Regions from separate parts of the Homo sapiens genome. Here region 1 is linked to region 2. Evidence: chromatin contacts called from ENCODE Hi-C or POLR2A ChIA-PET data. All regions are on one chromosome and are shown on one strand. Each heading gives the region's core, a stretch centred on a gene start or an enhancer-like site at or near the end of the contact. The rest is flanking DNA. Distances are from core to core; before and after follow the strand shown.

Region 1 (2,700 bases), core at 41-2,540, 45 kb after region 2:
TTCCATATTTAAGCTGTGAATATTGAGTTCTGTCTGCTATCAGCTGTGGCTCCCCATGCCTGTTCTCTGAATGTAGGTCTTGCTAGAACAAAAAGGGTAAAGGTTGTTATTCCTGGATGGCAGATCTATGTAACCACCAGTGTGGTGCCACCAGATAGACAATGAATGAATGTGTTTGGACAATAATATAACCTGCAGCACACACTCTGATCATAGGGGCCTAGCTTCTCTTTTGCATTAAGCCTCAGGTATTCTTTGATCAAGTGTGTGGTCAAGTCTTTGTAAGTTTACTTTGGGGCCTTAGCAGTATACCCAAACAGATTGTTGCCAAAATCACACATGGTATGAGCCTATTTAGGTATTATCTAACAGAACTCTAATGGGCAACAATTATGTAGACAGTTACTTGTCATCTATTAAATCAGTGTATTTTCTATAGGTTTTTAAATAGTGCTTCATTTGTAATTAAACTGTATTTTAACATATCCCCTCAAAAAGGGTAAATTTGAGTAATGCACTATGGAAATGGTAAGGAGATTCAGATTAATTAGGAAATGATTAATTCAGATTAATTAGGAAATACCCTAATTCATGCATGGACCCGCTCTTGGGGGTCTAGGTGAGAGACCTAGCTGTCTCTCACCTGTCCATCTTCAACACACACATCACACTCATGTCCTTCTCTTGGACATGTCTCTTCCCCAAAACAGGCAATGTTAGCAAAAGCCAAAGGCAAACTCATGTTAATTAACTAAACCTACTAAAAAGCAAAGCTGGCAGGCATTTGTAGTCCTGATTGACTAAACAGGAGGAAGTGTTACTCTGGTAGTCTGATTGGAGCATGACTTTGAAGGGGATAAGGTTCTCAATTGTCAAGTCTTTAAACTGGACTGCCATTTTAGAGGCTTTTACTGTTCCTTGTCAACATATGTGTTTGGCTTGTTTCAAAAAGACACTGCATTAGTTGTATACAAGGGATTCCTAAAATAACCAAGGGAGTGACCTAAGAGAGACAACCAGCTAGTGTTCCCATAGGATTTTTCTCCTGAAACTGAAGTTACAAATCTCTTCTCTTCCATTTTTCACCTATCAGTCGATCCCTGTTATCACCAGAGGCCAGATGGATAGTTCTGGGGATTGTCTTCCTTGAGTTGTGAGCTGAAATGCAGACTTTAAATACAGGGTTTTAAGATGTTAGGGAGGAAAGCGACATTGATTTATTTGTTCTGTTCCCTGCCAGCCTGAGAAACCTGTCCCGCCAGGTAATGAACAACTGTTCTTATCCTAACTAGCAACTTCAAGAGAACGATTACTCATCCCATCATTACCACTCCCCCTGAGTCATCCAGGCTGGTACATTTTGGTTTCCACTGAATAAAAATCTCCAGGCAATGGGAGTCTAGGGCCAAGGTTTCTGTTTAGTAATATGAATTATATAAATGTGCCTTGGACATGGAAGCTGTGGATCCTTCTGGAAAGATATTTCATAGGCCCAGGTCTTCAGCCATGTCTCTATTTGAAAAATTGTATTGGTCAGTATTGCCAAAAGTGGCCATCTTAATGGTCAGTACAGAATGATACAGCTAATCTGGTTGATCACAAGGGCAAAGATACAGCTATGAAAATGGATAGTTATTTGCCTGTACCTCTTGCTTGTAATTTCATAGTCATGTTGCATGTTAACCACTCAGTATTCATGGGGGATTTTAGTAAACCTTTTTTCAGGCCTTGTTCTTGTGACAGTGCTGAGAGGGCTTTCACACTTGACATATGCCATCATAGATGAGGACTATTGAAAGGCAGCTGGAGTCATTTCCATTTTACAAATACCATCTGTCTTCTATCACGTCACTGTTCTCTGTGCTATATTCTGTTCTCTGTGCTATGTCCTGTTGTGCCTGATTTGGGAGACAAATGTGAGACTGGATTGTCCTGGATTAAATTTGGATGTATGGGTAGTTATAGAAATCAATATTGATAGGCATGTGTGTTCAGTTCATTTCAAGGTTTAGTTTATTTCAAAAGTCTTAATATTTATATTTATTACAGATCTAGAGACACATAGCTTTGAGTAGGAGCTGTATTTTGAAACATTATGGTTTATGGGAAAACCTGGCATGTAGAAAATCAAAAGAAAGTACTCAAGGCAGAATGCTGAATGTAAGTTTGTGGGTTAATAGAAAATCCTACCTTTTTTCTACAAATTCCCAACTAATCCTTCCTAGGTTTAAATAAAACCAACAGTCACTATTCTAACAGCTATTCTGTCACCTTTCTTTGTCTTCAGGCACTTGAAATACATCATTAAACAACACAGAATTAATCCCAGGCCCTTTAGACTTTATACAGAGCTTCTTGGGGCAGGAACTTTATCTTCTTCATCTTGAATCCTGAGAACTAAGAAAAATAAATGTTTTATAAGCAGGCATGTATGAAATAATTAGTAGCTGTGAAAATAAAACAAGTGGTGATCCTGAAGCCCTGGCAGTTTGACAGCATGTCCTGTCGGGTCAGTGTGAGATAGGACCTGGTTGCAGGTGGGAGCAGCCACTCTGGGACTCTCAGATAAGGCCTGAATGGAAAGGCAATAATGTGTGCCCGGGAGCAGATTGACTTTACCATTGCCTGCGATTCCTGTGTGAAATAGGAAGGCTCAACCCAGGCAAATGCTAAGGAAGCAACACCAAGTCTTTTATTACT
Region 2 (2,700 bases), core at 60-2,559:
GCAGCACATATTTAGGAAATGTAATACTCACCTGATGTTATCCAGGAAGGCCCCCCGGGCTCCTTTGCTGTATGCTTTTCTAGTTAAGGACCCACTCCTGTGGAATCCAAGGGCCATTCTTCCTATTTTTACTGTAACCAAACAGCATACTGAACTCTCATAGATATTTACTCACTCATTTTCTGAAGTACTAATTCCCTTTGTTGAAAATATTAAAGAATGTCTTGTCCTTTTAATTCCTCACTGCACTAACCCCTCCAAGAATATGGCTTATAAATACAACACTTCTTGGGGGATGCCAATATATAGTCCTTTCTGGGGCCGAGACCAACTACCTTGTAATTATCAATGACGGTTGTTCCACTGGGCAGAGAACATTATCTCCTCTTTGCATATAGCAGATAATTGTTATCAATGCTCAGGGCAATTATGTGCATGTGGAAAACCCACGTAAAGGTGTGTTTAGTGATAAGTGCGTGGTCTGTTTTTTTGGCAGGGGTTCTGAAACCCGTGATGTTAAGTGGGCATCACACGATACAACGAACAGGTGTGCATGCTGGAGTAGCTCAGCATTCTCAACTAGGGTTGTCCTCAGCAACCCACGAGAGTAGCATCACTTCTAACAGTCCTGAAGTTGCATTAGCCGGGCAACTATTAGCCGTTATTGCCACTGCTCACTAATCCCTCTAATGGAGTTCATCAGAAATAGAGCCCATGAAAATATTAGATAGTTCATAAATAATTTGGAACTGGCACTTAAATGTGTTATGCATTTTTTTTCCCCGGCCAACAGACCTTTCTACTTGCTTGCTTTAGGATTACGTAAAAAGGAGCCCGAATTCTACAAGTTAGGTTCCAATTGCAGTGTTGCTCATCCCCAACTCTTTTCCCACCTCCCGCTCCCTGTACCAACCCCACTGTCCAAGTTATCAGGGAATGTGATGAAGAAATGGCCACAAGAAGCTTCTGTAGGTCATTTTCCTACAGCCCAACATTCAGGTAGACCCAGGCTCAGCAACCAGGTTACAAAGAAGCCTTTGAAGGATGATCTTTCTGTGATTTATTATTTTCTAAGAAGCAAGTTGGTGTGGATCGATGTGGTCAGACTGCATCTAGCAGAAAAATTCCAGGAGGAAATTGGGTTCTCCCAGTCAAACAGAAACTTTTCATGTTGCCTCATTTCCGCCATCCCAAACCTCTGGATTGGTAAAACCCAGGAACTCAAACACATCTTACCTCCCAGTCAGTGCTGTAACGTCACAAATCACTAATCTCCAACCCTGTTTGCCAAAGTCAAACAACGCCTGGCCCCGACAAAGCCCTTCACAAACAAAGCCACACCTGGCCTGCAAGTTAGGATAAGTAGATTACTCTCTAGACACAGCTGAAAGTTTAAGCTGCCAAAACACTCTTTCCTCTTCCTGGAGGGTTTTTCTTTGCTCTAAGCCCCTCTTCCACCCAGGGAAGCCACCCTGCCTCCAGGGGCCATGGAATTCTCTGGAGAATTTAATTCTGTCAGGAAACAAGTCAACCTCTCCCCCATCACAAATGTGGAGGACAGGCTTGGCTGGAGTGGATTAGGTTAGGAGGGAAAGTGGTGAGGAAGTCCTGGCTTGAGGTCTTGGTGGATTAGGTCTATGATACCACTTTCTCCCACTGTGAATAAAGTTGGTATCCTAACCCCATTTCCAAAGAACTCAGGCATCTTCGAGTACCTTAACTCCAATCACTCTCTCTTGAATTATATGCTATTGTTGCCTGATATTTTAGTTCTGACTCCTTTTACCATCACAGTGTAAATATTTTTTGTTTTACAGAGACGTTTTAAAAATACTCATTTAAGATTACCTACCTATATACCAACTTTTCTAATCCTTGACATTCCTTATCTCCTCCTTCCTAAAGTAAGGTCTTTAGATATTCTTTTGAAGTTTTGTTGATAGTAAACTCCTCTGTTTTTGTGTATAAGAAAATATATTTCTTTCTCATTCTTAAAAAATTTCCTCATTGGGTGTTCTAGTTAAGACTTATTTTCTCCTACCACTTTGAAGATAACTACTGTCAGTTTATAAGTAAATAAGTACAACTGACCCTTGAACTTGAGAAGAGATGCTTAAACTCTTCATAATTAAACAAATGCAAGTGAAAATGAAAAGAAGATAACTACTATCTTCTGACTTCAGTGTGGCTGCTGAGAAATTAGCTGTCAGTCTAATTGCTGACCTCTTTTCTGGCTGCCTTCATAATATTGTGGTTGCTTTTGGTATTCTGTAGTATCATTTCAGTGTCTCTAGATGTGGAATATAGTTGACTCTCGGACAATGGTGGGCTTAGGGGTGCTGACCCCTCTGCATGGTTGAAAATCCATGTATGATTTCTAACTCCCCCAAAACTTAACTACTTAATAGCCTACTGTTGGCCAGAAGCCTTACCAATAAACAGTCAATGCATACTTATTTTGTATGTTATATGTATTATATGTTGTATTCTTACAATAAGGTGAGCCAGAGAAAAGAAAATGCTATTACAAAAATCATAAGGAAGAGAAAATATATTTACCATTGATAAAGTGAAAAGTACGGATAAAGGTCCTCATCCTTGTCATCTTTACATTGAGTCAGCTGAGGAGGAAAAGAAAGAGGAGGGGTGGGTCTTGCATCTCAAGGGTGGGAGAGGCAGAAGAAAATCCATGTATAAGTG

Evidence for each region. A loop is a pair of places that touch in the nucleus more often than their neighbours do. ChIA-PET counts read pairs that join two places held with the same protein, here RNA polymerase II (POLR2A).
Region 1: a loop to region 2 is called in a map of Caco-2, with 4 times the contacts of the local background. The contact joins two enhancer-like sites. A Hi-C loop is called at or near these places in 1 of 168 maps with a recorded cell type or tissue (Caco-2). POLR2A ChIA-PET finds 5 or more read pairs at or near these places in 2 of 52 experiments (BJ and Panc1).

Annotation. Positions count from the first base shown.
Region 1 is chr2:149,168,566-149,171,265 of GRCh38, forward strand. All of the region lies in intron 3 of LYPD6B (LY6/PLAUR domain containing 6B), which reads left to right. Among named protein-coding and RNA genes, the nearest start is that of LYPD6B, 130 kb to the left of the region's middle. Within about 2 kb of position 1,291, at least 4 of the 41 ENCODE cell types and tissues checked have a DNase peak (open chromatin) inside an H3K27ac peak, as active enhancers do.
Region 2 is chr2:149,123,947-149,126,646 of GRCh38, forward strand. The region is part of intron 1 of LYPD6B (LY6/PLAUR domain containing 6B); the gene reads left to right. Among named protein-coding and RNA genes, the nearest start is that of LYPD6B, 87 kb to the left of the region's middle. Within about 2 kb of position 1,310, at least 2 of the 41 ENCODE cell types and tissues checked have a DNase peak (open chromatin) inside an H3K27ac peak, as active enhancers do.